Regions from separate parts of the Mus musculus genome. Here region 2 is linked to region 1. A link is a loop called in an ENCODE intact Hi-C map of the cell type or tissue named here. Cell type or tissue: heart. All regions are shown on one strand. Each heading gives the region's core, and the rest is flanking DNA. Links, peaks and the distances in the headings are about the cores only. Region 1 overlaps Gm16083 (a long non-coding RNA gene). Region 2 holds the start of Cd55 (CD55 molecule, decay accelerating factor for complement).

What was found. Peaks named below come from ENCODE experiments on the same cell type or tissue, not always from the same donor. Only the 100,000 strongest peaks of a DNase experiment are listed, where the experiment ranks them.
Region 2: it touches region 1 in a loop (3-fold over the local background); 1 of 42 quality-filtered maps calls a loop at or near these places.

The regions. Positions count from the first base shown.
Region 1 is chr1:130,543,841-130,551,014 of GRCm38, forward strand. All of the region lies in intron 2 of Gm16083 (a long non-coding RNA gene), which reads left to right. It also overlaps a transcript of Zp3r not described here. Among named protein-coding and RNA genes, the nearest start is that of Gm16083, 32 kb to the left of the region's middle. In heart, for the core only: a CTCF peak has its summit at 4,300 (motif pointing right); a DNase peak (open chromatin) is centred at 4,351; H3K4me3 peaks cover 542 bases; H3K27ac peaks cover 850 bases.
Region 2 is chr1:130,459,576-130,466,749 of GRCm38, forward strand. It overlaps Cd55 (CD55 molecule, decay accelerating factor for complement), which reads right to left and starts at 3,169. Exons shown (of 10, transcript NM_010016.3): 1 at 2,995-3,169; 2 at 2,247-2,432; 3 at 7-198. The coding sequence starts at 3,094. In heart, for the core only: a CTCF peak has its summit at 2,966 (motif pointing left); DNase peaks (open chromatin) are centred at 2,976 and 3,216; H3K4me3 peaks cover 1,280 bases; H3K27ac peaks cover 1,127 bases.

The DNA of each region.
Region 1 (7,174 bases), core at 1,460-6,459:
CAACCCCATGTTCATGGACTGGTAGGAATAATGTTGTGAAAATGGCCATCATACCAAAGGTAATCTGTGGATTTAGAGCAACATCAAGACTTCAAATAGCCAGAGCAATACTGAACAGAGGAGACACCACATATCTGATTCAAGTTGTGTAGCAGAGTTATAAAAACAGGATGGTGTCGGCTAAAAACAAGCAGGTACATTAATGCATAGACCATACAAGCTAGATACAAGTCCACACAATCACAGCCACCTGGTTTTTGTCAAAACACCACAAACAGTCACTGGAGGAAAGGTAATGTCATGAACAAATAGTGCTAGCAACATGGATATCCCTTTGTAGAGCAAATCGAGCATGGGAGCAAGAACTAACTTTGAATGGATCAAGAACCCTCAACATTAGACATGAAACTCTGAAGCTATTTGAGGGGGAAAAATACGGAGTGCCCTCCAATCTAGGTATAGGTAAGGAACTTCTAAACAAGATACCAATTACTTAGGAAATAAAGAGAACAATTAATAAGTGGGACCTCATGAAATTAAAAAAAACAAACAACATCAACAACGACAAAACAGAAAAACAACAACAACAAAAAACTCCTTCAAAGCCAAGAATTGATAGTTTTATCAATCCAGTGAAGAACATAGAGAATGTGAGAAAATATTGGCATATATATATATATATATATATATATATATATATATATATATATATCTCAATTTAAAACTGAGCTGTGGGATAGAACAGAGAAGAAATACAATGTTTGATAAATATGTTGAAAGTAAAAGTATGTGGTAAATTCTTAACCACCAGAAAAAGTCAAATTAAAACCACTTTGAGATTCCATCTGTCTTAAATATGGCAGATGAGGAGCCCTTATTCACTGTTAGCTGGAGTACAAACTAGTCAGTGTGGAGTTGCCTCAGAGTTAAAAAGAGATTTGCTCTTCCATGACCCACATATTCCATTCTTGGGCTTATACCACCAATACTATCTGCACTACAGATACTTGCACATCTGTGCCCACTGAGGCTCTGATCACAGTAGCTAGGGAGTGGAATCACCACAGTGCCCATTAACAGATGAATAGGTGATAAAAAGTCCATACATCTACATGTGAGAAGGCCAGGCATATTCCATGACAGGCTTCAAATCAGCAATTTAGGCGACTAGGCCTAAACCCAGGCAAGTCAGTTACTAGGAAAAAAGACAACCAAAACCAAAACAAACAAACAAAAAACCAAAGCAAACAAACACAAAATGAAAACGAAAAGCTAGTCAGAAACTGCCCTGCTTTCAGAGGCTGCCCACCACCTGGCTTTTAGAGGCAAGGACAGTGGGTCAGCAGCAGTTTCCAGACTTCCTCAGCTAATTCCTCAGCAACAATTTCCAGCCTTCACACCTTGATAATGGTTTCAGAATGCCTAGAGTAGAGTAAGATAAAGCTCACCTACCCGGAATTCCAATGTGCTTTAAATGGGGCCTGCAAGCTCATTTGGGTATCTCTCTATCTTGGCAATGAGGAGACCCCAGCATTCTGGACTTCTGCAGAATAAAACACTCTTTGCGTTTACCTAGTATTTACGTCAAGGGAGTCATTCTTTGGTGAGTCATGAACTCTTATATTTGATGGGATTTTATTCAGCTTTAAAGAAAATTGAAGTTATGAAATATACAAATCAGTGGTCAACGGAAGGAAGCAGCGAAAGTTATTCTGAAGGAGGTGACTGGGCCCAGCTAGACAAATGTCACACATCCCCTCCAACTATGCCAATCCTAGATGGGACTCCTAAGGCTAGTTTTTCTGGTTTTTGTTTGCTTGTTTGTTTTTGGTTTTTTTGTTTTGTTTTGTTTTGTTTGAACCAGAGACTCCAATCAAGTGGAGGAAGATAGAAAGGAGCCATTAGATGAGGTGGGGAAATTCCCTTAAAGGAGGGGTGACTAAGAGAGTTCAAGATCCTTGAGCACACAGATAAGCACTGGGGAAAACAGGCAGGTTAACATGCAGGCTTCAAAGGAAGGAGATGTTTACCTATTTTCCACCTGGAAAGCTGGGAATGAATGTAGTTAGTTATCTGTAGAATCTTTTGTTATCTGTAGGGCCAGGCTTCTCCTGAATCCTCCAGACTATGTTTATCCCAGACTCTCTCTACCTATGTCTTGAGCATTGTCTCTCAGTCAATAGGTTCTATTCACCCTTCTGAGAGATGGCTACAGAGTTATCTTAGGCCAGGTCAATCCTGACTCCCAGGGGCGTTAAGTTTATCCAAGTCATCTTCCTTAGAGTCTTATCTTGAGCCTTGTTTCTGAGTCAACAGAAGCCATCTTTATGGAAGAAGTCATACGTATTTTGTAAAGAATTTCAATGTAAACATGTCTGAAGCTTTGCTGTACAGAAGGGATTGAGTTAATTATCATCAGGAAACTTCCCCTGCCTCTGAAGTTGTTCTGTGCTTAAAACATGGCTAAAATAAACTGCCTGGTGTCAGACTCTAGAAGTGTGAACCAGCACTGCCTAACTAAGTCGTGTTCAGCCAGATTCCCTTCTTGCTCGTGCAGACCACTTCCTTGCCTCTTCTGGTGTTTGTAAAGATCCCCCAGAGAGAGAGATAGCAAAAGGTAAATAGGGAGGAACTTTGTGTTGTGATAGGTAGATGGGCAAAAGAAGACAGCAGTGTGTGTGTGTGAGTGTGTGTGTGTGTGTGTGTGTGTATTAACCAATACTAAGAATGTATGCCAAGTCTCTACTATTTTGAAAGTCTTACTTAAATTGTAATTTTTAAAAAGTTAAGTGGAAATACCACATAGGTGGACTTTACTCTTCCCAGAAGCCAAGGATTACTACCAAGTGTAAGATACCTTCTTATAAATTGTTGGCCACTGAAACCCCAAGGACCCCAAAACATTACAAGCTACTGCCAGTAGCCTTGGTTGCTCATCAGAGCTCAAGAAGACCTTACTGCCCCAGACACTCAAGTGTGAGTTGTGGGAGGTAGAGAAGGCAGGCTGAATGGGAGCTAGAAGCTTCCTCCGTGTTGGCTCGCTTTCATGGTGTTAGAAGGGGCCTTAGAAGCTGCTGGTGGAGAAAAACCAGCAACAATCCTACCCAGCTTCTGATATGCCCACCACTCAATATTACAAAACAATTACCTGGGTAACAAAGACTTTTTGGATTTGAAACCTGAGCCCCAGCAGGAAACCCACGCCTGCACAGTGAACTTGGTTGGGCAGAGCCTCCTGCCGTTGTTCCGTTGTTCGGCAGAAGGATTGAGCATCAAGTTGCTTTCTACATACTTCTCAATGAACCACGTGGATTATGGCCGTTCCCAGCATCCATTATGAAAATGTTTCCTGTGGGTGGAGGTTAACACAGAGACCTATTAAGTGAACGGACAACTGGGACATACTCAGCAATAAAAAGGACATCTGTGTCACCACCTCCAAGCCTCAGAGAGCATCGTGGAAGGGGGGCAGCAAGAATGTAACCAGAGGCTGGGAAGGAATGCTTAGCAAGGGAGTCTTCTGATCACACAGCTACGTTCTTACTGGTTCACTGGATTGTGGACACCTGCACAGGACCCACCTAAGAATCTGACTGTCACCATCTCCCCACATGTGGGGCAAGGCTGCTCAGGCTCTATGAACCCTGGGTGACAGCAGGCCGAATCATTGCTCAGGGGAGGAAGTTACTTTCTTTAGTGGTGTGCTAATGGTCAACTCCCCACCTTCCAGTAAACAACCCGCTACTCATGCCAACAAACATAAACTCACATGGTGTTTAAAAAAAGAAAGAAAGAAAGAAAGATATCAAACTAGGAGTGGATTTGCTCCAAAACAGGACTCAGTGGTGGGATAAGAGTGTAATGACGGATTGAAACTGAACGGTTATAGGTACAAAATTGTCAAAAGATAACAGATGAAACAGTGCACTAAAATTGTCTTTATCTTGGTTACCGGGGATTTTTACTTTCCTTCCTTGTTTTGATGCCCACTTCGAATACCTCGCTTGCCTCACCCTTAGCCTGTGGCTCAACATGCAAATCATCAACAACTCAATGGAGCGCGCCAAGCTGTGTGAGTGCAAGGTGGAGGGGTGATTGTCAGTTCTCATCCACCCACTAACTGACCAGGCTTCGTAGTACTCCTTAGCCGAATGGAGAATACTCCGGAAGACTTCTAGAAAGTCCTATCGAATTTTATAGAAAGCTGTGTCTAAGGGCTTGTGTTTACTGTTTTGGTGAAGTGTGCTTTATAGAAAACAAAGGTATGGTAGGAACAAATTGAGCTGCAGTCTGCAAAGCTAAATTGGGCCAGCAGAGTGCGCCAGAACACAAGGAATGGACGCTACTAAAGCGTTGCTTGCCCTCCCTTCCACCCCCGACCCCCACCCGCCTCCCCCAGGTAACACCGAAAAGCCCCATACAACTTCGGCATCCGTGTAAACCGTGGGAAATCCTGAGTTCCTTTACCCCACTCCTCGCGATATAGCACAACAGTAGCCCGGTTTCAAACCCAAAAAGTGCCTCTCTCACACGTCAAGTTTTTCTCTTCCCTTCCCATGTTTCGGCTTTTTAGGTAGTATTTTCATTTTAACGTACTTACAGCCCTTCTGTGCTTTCGTTTTGCTAGGCCACGCATCCATTTAAGTTTGTTTATGTATCTTTTCTCTGCTGGGAAGTCCTTTAGTGCCTGGTTTCCACTTTTAGTCTCTACTATACTTTTGTAACTTTTTGAAGTTACCTTACTGGATTTTCTTTCTTTCTTTCTTTCTTTCTTTCTTTCTTTCTTTCTTTCTTTCTTTCTTTCTTTCTTTCTTTCTTTCTTTCTTCTCTCTCTCTCTCTCTCTCTCTCTCTCTCTCTCTCTCTCTCTCGATTTATATATTTATTATATATAAGTACACTCACTGTAGCTGTCTTCAGACACACCAGAAGAGGTCATCCAATCTCATCACAGATGGTTGTTAGCCACCATGTGGTTGCTGGGAATTGAACTCAGGATCTCTGGAAGAGCAGTCAATGTTCTTAACCGCTGAGCAATCTCTCCAGCCCATCCTTTCTTCCTTCCTTTCTCTTCTTTTCTTTTCTTTTTTCTTTTCTCTCCTTTCTTTCTTTCTTTCTTTCTTTCTTTCTTTCTCTGTCTTGTGTTTTTTTTTAATTGTCTTAATTTTGCACTAAAACAATCTAGTTATTGTTTTTGTCTTTCGTTTTTAAAAATATTTTGAAACTTTCTGCTTTCTCTTTCCAAAACTTTGCTCTCTTCTTTTTTCCTTGTATTTCATCTGTTTTCTTTACTGTTCCCTTTCCTTCTTCCCTCATTTCATTGAATTCCTATTTCAAAATAAGAATTTGGATTTGTTGTCAGTTATTCATATATAGGTGTGGGTAGGTAGGTTGGTGGGCGTGTGTACAGTAAGTGGAGACCAGAGCATCGCATATCCCTGAAGCTGGGGTTACTGGCAGTTAGGAACCACCTGACACCAGGGGCTGGGAAGGGAACCTGGATCGGTTAGGAGATCGGCCATGCACAGCAGGGGGTTCCCCTTTCTCAGGATTAGAAACAAACCACAAACACCTGTGTTTTCACAGAGAAGTCCTTTATTAAGTGTTGGGGGGTGGGGCGCTGGGAGGGTTAAAGTGGCTGCTTTCTGACTCAGGCAGAAAAGCAGCAACAAAAGACCTGCAGGCGTATCCCAGCAATCAGGAGGCAGAGGCAGTCGGATTTCTGAGTTCAAGGCCAGCCTGGTTTACAAAGTGAGTTCCAGGACAGCCAGGGCTATACAGAGAAACCCTGTCTGGAAACAAACAAACAAACAAACAAACAAACCCCAAACAAACAAAAAAAAACAAGCAAGCAAACAAACAAAAAGAAAACAAAAAGGGCAGGGCTGTGTTAGAATGGGCTACTAATGGAGCGGATGTGGTATATTTTATTGGGCACATTAATTAGGAGAGCCAAAGGGGGCTTTTGACTGTGGACTTCAATTCTTTGATAGCTGGACCTCCAGCCTCAGGAGGAGGAAGTGGCCAAATAAGGAAACAGAACTTGGTGGCTATGACTGTAATCTATCCGTTTTTAGCAAGGCAGAGGGAACAGGGGAGAAGGGCAAGGCCTGCCAGAGCCGTGCTGGCCAGGGTCCCTTCAGGGTTCTCTGCAAGATCAGCGCATGCTCTTTACCGCTGAGCCATCTCCAGCCCCCTTTAAACAATTTTTAACTTCATTGTGTTCTGGCACATTAGTTTTGTCACTTTTCGTGGCTATCAGTGAACATCAGTGTCTTTCTCTATGTTGTGTAGCTTGATGTTGGTGCCCTTGAGGTGGCTCACTTTCTTCTTCAAACACAGTTTGGTTGCAGGACAGAGAGAAACAGGTGGGAACAGCCTGGAAAACTCTTTTCTGCCCTTAGCTTTCATCATGCAGGAAGGTGCTATTAGCCCACATAATGAGAAAAGGCCATAGCTTGTGTTTCCCATTGGTGAGCATTGAGTCCTACGACACCAGGCAAGGTGCTCACTGGTTCAGTGAACAGCAATGATACAAGCAAGCCTATGCGCTCACCCGAGGACCTCATAGGAAAGCCAATGGCACAGAGGGGAAGTCCGCAAACTGGAAAAGGAATCAGAACCGGACTTCGAAGGTCAGCAAGGAGGAGCGCTGCAGCAGAAGAAGCTGAGGTTGAAACAAAGCAGGCAGGAAGCTTGGACAATGGAATGAATCAGAGTTAAAGCAGTGGAAGTCAGCATCCAGAACAAGCTGAAGAAAGAATTCCAGGAATCGGGAGCAGAGAAGAAGCTGAAGAAACACAGCATTGAAACGGAAAGAAAACACTGAGCAAGCGCGAGCACAGACTGCAGGTCACTGCGGAAGCTGAGTCTCTTTTTGGGTGTGCTTAGCCTCAATAAAAACAATTGGGAAACAGACTTAAAGGGAATCTCCAGGACAACTAGGGTTTAAAGAGAAAACAGTCAAGATCCGGTGAAATCCTGGCAGCCACCAGGAGGTGATGAAGGAAGGTCACGCCTTTTAAGTTAGACGCGGGATAGAAATAGCTTCTTAAGAATAGGAAGGGCACTCCCAGGCCTGGAAATAGAACAGTGAGCTAAGGAAAGCCCCCGGAAGCACCTGGCCATGTGGTGACTGGTCTTTTATAACTCACCTCTGCCCTCTTCCGTTTGTAT
Region 2 (7,174 bases), core at 726-5,725, 85 kb before region 1:
ACTCACTTTTACAAAACTGAGCAACTGGAGACCATACTAAATCCTCAAGGCAAGTTGCTTTTCCTGGGAGTGGAGGTTGTTTTCGAAATCCTGGCCGACACTCATATTCCACAATAGTACCAACTGGGAAAAAATTCATGTTGAGGTACTCTTTTTTGAGGGATGCAAAACTCAGTCTTTCTGGAGCAACACATGATTCTAAAAGAGTTAACATGGCAACAGAGAAATAGGAATGTGAACTTAGTTTATAATCCAGGCAATCTAATAGCTAGTCGTTAATCCACCCTTTTCCCATCAACTATTTGCTTTGCATGGATCTCTATGTCTTTATATATTAATTTTTAAATAAATATGACTGTGGTATTCGTAGTTCATCAAGTGTAATCACATTCATACCTTCATTTTTCAATGACTAGGAGTCTGTGAAGTTTTCACACACCAGTGCCAATAACAATAGAATTTACTGAATATTTGTAAATGTTTTATACATACTTACTCATTGAACCTCACACTGCCCCTGGTAAAAAGAGTCAGATGAACCAGCCATGTACATAAAGTATATCATGTGTGAACAGCTGAGCAAATGAGCTCTAGAGGGGCAAGGAGTACAGCAAGAAAGTGTTGCTCATTAGCTCAGTGATCAAGCTTGGAGCCAGGCTCTTTGGCTTAAGAGGTATAGGTCTGGCCTACATTATCCATCTTCTGGTAGAAGGATTCTTTAACTCTGAAATTGAGAGAAGAGTCCCTCATGAGGTTGCTTGAAGGATTAGATGCATCAATACTGTTGAACCGTTACAAACTTTTCATACCTGTGGTGAGAGTTTAGGGGCTATTTTTTGCCTTGTATAAGGGCTGAAAATGCAAATGAGAAGATGGATCTAGTGTGTTTTCAAAAATTAATTTTGAATGATTCTGGATTTAATACAGAGACACCTGATTCAGGTCATTCAAAGTCAGCAATCAAGTCTTGCTTTTATCTTTACTTTTGTGTGGTCAGTCATTCACTATATAGCAATATTCTGACCCATGATGGGCCCCATAGACAAATGTGGGGCCTGCAGGAATGCAATGGAACTGAAATATTCCTGTTGCCTAGCAACATCATGGCCATCCTAATGTAAAGTAACTCCTTGCTAACAAGTTTGCCCTGGTGCTGGGGTAGCAACCATAGTACATGAAAATCATGAGGAGTATAGCACATACAATCACATGGAGTAGATAGCATTTGATAAGTCTGTGTGTTGCCAGCTCATGTGCTTATCATACTATACGTGTTATTTTTGTTAGAAATAATAATTTCTAACAAAAATTTTAATAATAATTTGTAGAAAGAAAGAAAAGAAAGAAAGAGAGAGAGAGAGAGAGAGAGAAAGAAAGAAAGAAAGAAAGAAAAGAAAAGAAAAGAAAAGAAAAGAAAAGAAAAGAAAAGAAAAGAAAAGAAAAAAAAGAAAAGCAAGTATCATGGCTTATAATTCAAGCTACTTGAGTGGCTGAGGCAGGAGGATTTTGATCCCAGGAGTTGAGACCAGACTGAGCAACATACAGTAATCTAATGTTGATTTTTTAAAAGAAAATTAGCATAGCCGTGGTGCACAATGTATATACAGCATAAATAGCAGACAGTAATGCCTTAAGCCTGGAGAACCTTCCTCTCTTTCTGGCTAATGTGTTCTAACTGCCAACAGTAGTTAGTAGACTTACATGCTATAGAGGTTTATAAGAAAAGAACAAAGCCATGGGTTTCATAGAGAACCCTGGTCAGTACACATACCGTCTAGTATAATGTTCAGATGATATGCCAGAACAACCTAAAACTATATCTTAAAGATAACATAGGGCTATATGTACAACAGATTTTTTTTTTTTGAAGTAAGACCTCAAAATGTCTCCCAAGACTTGTATCCATTACTTAACAAAATAGAGTTGAACAAGACAGATCACCAGGGTGTGTGTCTCAGGGTAATTGCCAAATATATTCACATATAATTTACTCCCTAAACAGTACCTATCATTTTTTTTCTCTACTAGCCTGTACAATAGAAAGAAAAACTCTTAATGAAGAAGCAGGACTTGCCATAGGAAGTACCGCCTTCAATTAGCTCGAGTGTAAACTGCCAACATGTATACCCTGGGGTTTAATAATGCTAGAAAACTATCAATTACCAGTCACTCCAAAGAGGCATAAAAATAACCTCAACGAGATCCACATTCCCAAAACTTTTCAGAAAGAGAAATGAAGAACTTACTCTCACAGAATGTTTCGTGGCTCGACCATTGGCCATTTTCAAGACAGACAACTATGTTTGACTTGTCTGGAACTTGTTTAAAGCCGTTATTACACGAGTATGCCACTTTGCTTTGCTCAGCAAACTTGGAGTGTCTGCCCAAGATTGGCCTGGCATTAGGAATGTCTGGAGGTGGGCCGCAGTCTCCTAGGAAGAAAAGAGCAGGTGTAAAACTGAAGTTGGCAAGGAGCTTTCTTTCCCCAGACCTGGAACAAGAGAAGCAGCAATGGCTCTTACCTTCCTGCCAGGGCTGAACTTGCCCCTCAGGAACTTGGAATGCTTGGACTCTCGTGAACACAAGACAAAAACTAAGTAGGGAGTAAATTCCCACCCGCCTTGAGTCGTTCAGAATCTACTTAATATCCACAGGAACACTGCAGCGAGCAAGGCGCGAGATAAGACACCCGGTAGCTGCTCGCGACCAGTCTCTCACCGGCGCAGGTGGCCAGCCATCTAGCTTCCACCTTAAGAATAAAAGAGCCAGGAGCAGGGTTGGAGATTCGCACTCAACCCTCCCTTTTGGTGTTGCCACGGTCTCTGATCGCGGAGGGGATCCAGTCACAGCCCAGATAGCCCAGCATTCCACCCCCATCCCTCCCGCTGGCCGCCGGCACCCAGCAGCGGAGCCCCCAGTTACTGGGACACAATGTCTGCTGAGCATGCGCCCCCTGGCGGGCAGCCAGCCGGTCGTCGCGCATTGGCCACTCACCGCGTACAGTTGGGGACAGCAGCAACAGAGACAGCGACAGCAACGGCAGCAGCGGAGGCGGCGGTGATGGCCGAGTCCTAGGCGCCCGCCCACGGATCATAGCCCCAGGTAGAAGAGACCTTGCCCGGCTGCGGCTGGAGCTGTTTTGAGCCGCAGTTAATTGAGCAGCTGTGGCGGGGCGGGGCAGGGCCCTCGTCACCCTGGGTGGGGCAGCCTGCGTGCAAGAGGGCGTTCCCTCATTAATGAGGGCGGGTGCCTGGCCTCTAGCTTCACCCAGGGGACCTAGTTGTCCGGCGGGAGTGGGGTCTGGGGTCTGGGGGAGTACCTTCTAAAGGAGGGCGCTTCACTCCCCCAGTACTCTGTGTCAGCACTCTGCTCCAGCAGAAAGCTACCCACACTCCCAACTCTGGTGTGCTGAGTGCTTGCAAAGGGAAGGGTAGGCGCGGTGGAATTCCTGAGCCAGAGGGAGCTGAGAAATAGGGAAACACCCAGGACCCCTGTGGCTTCAGCTGGAAGATGTCAGATGGGAGGGTGGGAGCTGCTGACCAAGAGTGTGTCTCCTAGGTCTCACCATGGTGTCAAAACAGAAAATAGGATAGGATCCAAGAAAACAGGGAGGGATCAGCCTGCCAGAACCGGTCACAAACAATATGCAGAGATCTAGGGAGCTTGGCTGAGGTTTTTCAGACCCTATCTGGGTGAGGAGTCACCTTCTTAGCCCTGGTTATAGATATGGACCAAGGATACCACCTGAATTCGACTTTGGGATTATTTCAGTCCTGCTATGAAATAGAATTCAGGAATAAATAGTAGAGCTTAAGAAAAAGATTTATTTCGTGGTGTGAAGAACAGTGACAAACAAAGCGATCCACACATTGGAATCACACCAGAGCATTAAATTAATTAATTGAAAAAGAAAAGGAAAGAAAAGAATGCAGAAGGTGAAGCTGTGCATGGAATAAACTGAACCTCTCTTGAGGACAGCACTAGGAATTAGGATTATTTGGTATTGGCTGGTCACTGTGCAACCCGGTTTATGAAGCCCCACATGCGTGTGATATCCAGAGTAAAGAGCCATGTACCACACCATGTGTCTCCTGCAAATCCCCACCGGGAGGGTCGAGGTGGGAGGAAGCAGAGGTAAGTTGCCACAGGCCCTCATGTAAAAAGCCCCAAAGTGCTCCCCTTTGTGTGTCTGGGTCTGGTTAGCAGTGTCCCACTATGAATTCCCTTTTTATATAGGTGTTTTACCCAACTGGTGAAATCCCTCACCAGAAACTCAGCCTTCAATGGTAGACCAGTTGTGGGAGTGTTTGTCATATACTGATAACCATTCCTAAAGTTTTCTTGTGGTTCCTTATTGGTTAGTGTGAGCTTTTGAAGAGCAAACTGGTTTTTAACAAGTGTTTTCTTCTGATTCTTGCTTACTTAGTTACCCAAGCACCGTGTTTTCCTGTTGCCGAGATTACAGGAAAGGGTTGCTTTATAGGTGTTTGTTGAAATCTAACAGTATTTAAGGGTTCTGGAGTTGACATCATACCCTAGCGACTCATGCCTGTAAACTTGGAAGGTAGAGCAAGAGGTTTTGGGTTAAAGGCTAGCCTGGGTTTTGAAGTTCCAAGTTAACTTGGCCTCAATAGGGCCATTTCTTAAAAACATCCTGAAGTTTAAGTCTCACAAGGGTAGAGTGTTTCATAACTATCAAGTGTGTTTCTTCTCATAGTTGTTAAAAACTTGACCCTTCCTTCCTTATGTGCCACTTGCATGTCAGGGCCCAGCAGTGACAGAAGTGGTGTCACATGGACCTTCATTTATTCCCTGAGAGCTCTCTGTGACCTCATTCACTACTTTTTTCTGCCCTGCTGTAGTTAGCTGAGTCAAAATCAGATAGGGAGCACTCATAAACCCTTGAAAGAGTTCTCTACATGTGTGTTAAATAAAGATCATAGCTTTATAGCTAGATAGAACAGTGAGCCCAGCCAAGTGTCCAAAACTATCTTATTGTCCAGGCAGTGGTTGCACACGCCTTTAATCCTACCCCTTGGGAGGCAGAGGCAGGCGGATTTCTGAGTTCCAGGCCAGGCTGGTCTACAGAGTGAGTTCGAGGACATCCAAGGCTACATAGAGAAACCCTGTCTGTAAAAACAACAAACAAACAAAAAAACAAAACAAACAAACAAACAAAAACCTATCTTATCGCCCAATTTTGGAACACCAATTGGTCTAAGCTGTCACTTTCTAAAGTATTTTATTTTCAGTAATAAGTTTTTTCCAAAGAAATGAGTTTAAGAATTAATGGGTGGACACTTACGTAATGCTTGCCACCACCCAAATATTTACAATACCCAGGAGGGAAAGATTTAACAACACCACATGATGCATTTACTTAATTTTTAAAAAGGTGTGGATTAAAATATGAACATTACTAAGAAAAAAAAAAACAAAACTTCAAGCTGATAACTTAGGGTATTTTATTTTACGTGCTGGCTGTGCTGGCGAGTTTTGTGTCAACTTGACACACCTGGAGTTATCACTGAGAAAGTAGTTTCAGTTGGGGAAATGCATCCACCTCCAAGAGATCCAGCTGTAAGGCATTTTCTCAATTAGTGATCAAGAGGGGAGGTCCTGCTTGAGTTCCAGTCCTGACTTCCTTGGTGATGAACAGCAGTTTGGAAGTGTAAGCTGAATAAACCCTTTCCTCCCCAACTTGTTTCTTGGTCATGATGTTTGTGCAGGAATAGAAACCCTGACTAAGACACTGGCCCAGATTTTCTATATTCCACTTGCTTTATGCATGTACCATTTTCCAGTTCCATTTCTTCATGAGGTGGAAGAGCTATCAACATTTCACAGATGAGAGGACACGACACGATAGTTATTTCCGCAAAAAATAAGAAGTGGCCAGATTAAAATGCAAATCTAGCTTGATTCTAAGACTTTTGTGTGTATGCTTCTGAATTTGTACCTCTGTGTGTGTGTGTGTGTGTGTGTGTGTGTGTGTAGGACACAGGACAGTCTCAGGTGTCATCCTCAGGAACACGTGCTCATGTCCTTTGAACAAAGTCTCTCACTGGAAGAACCTGGGGCTCAGTGACTGGGGCAGGCTGGCTGGCCAGGGAGGCACCTTTCTCTGTCTCCCTGATGCTTGGATTACAGGTGCACATTAGCACACGTGGTATTTTTACCTGAGTCCTGGAATTGACCTTAGGTCCTCATGCTTGAACAGCAAACATGTTACCAACTAAGCTGTCTCCCCAGCATATTCTTTGTAAGGAACAATTATCAAAGATTTGTCCTACCTAGAGCACAGTGAATTATCAAAGAGGTTTGGAAACCTAGGACCTTCTGGTGTGAACACTTAATTCATTGTTTTGATTCTGTACTCTGGAAGCTAGCTATGTGTTCTTCAGCATCTTGTTCCACGTTGACTTGAAAATGTCTCAGAACAGTTTTTGGTCCCTATAGATCTCCAATTCCCAAATGACACATTTATATAATTAGGTTAGGAAACATAAAGACATTTAAGTCTATGATTTTGCAGGAATAAGAAAGCACAGCCCTTGCCTAGGTAGAAAGACTAACTCGGTATTTATACATTCGAAGAAAGTTCTTACAGGGGAAGCAAGGATTAATTGGGAAGTTGTGTACAGAGTCTGGAAACAGAGTAACTCCAAAGGCACAGCAGTCAGGAGGTTAACACTAGGGAACAGAAATGCCTCCATTTCAGTTTTTTAAATAATAAGTCTATATTAAGGAAATAAATCTGTTACTCTTTAAAAAAGAAAACTTAACACAATTATTATAAACCCTTGCGTTTCCATTCTTGCTCAGACCAAAGACATTCTGAAGGAGGAGTCCACCGCATTTGACAACTGAACAGAAGGAAAATAATCTTAAAGGTGACTCTGCACTTTGGGCATGTGTAAGGTGAAACCAGGAGGCAATTTAGGGAAGAAATAACCACTTGGCTTTCTGCTGGCTAACTACAAGATGCAGTAGCAGCATGGCTAAGTGGAAATACACAGCATTGAGATTGGAATGTAGGAGATTGGGCTGGAACCTGGAGAGACATGGCTTAAGAGAAAGGTGTTGAGGGGGTGGCCAGAAACAAGGAGAGAGCAGACAAAGTCTTGAAGCCACACCTTAGAATCAACAGGACAGGTGAGAAGGTGTAAAAAAC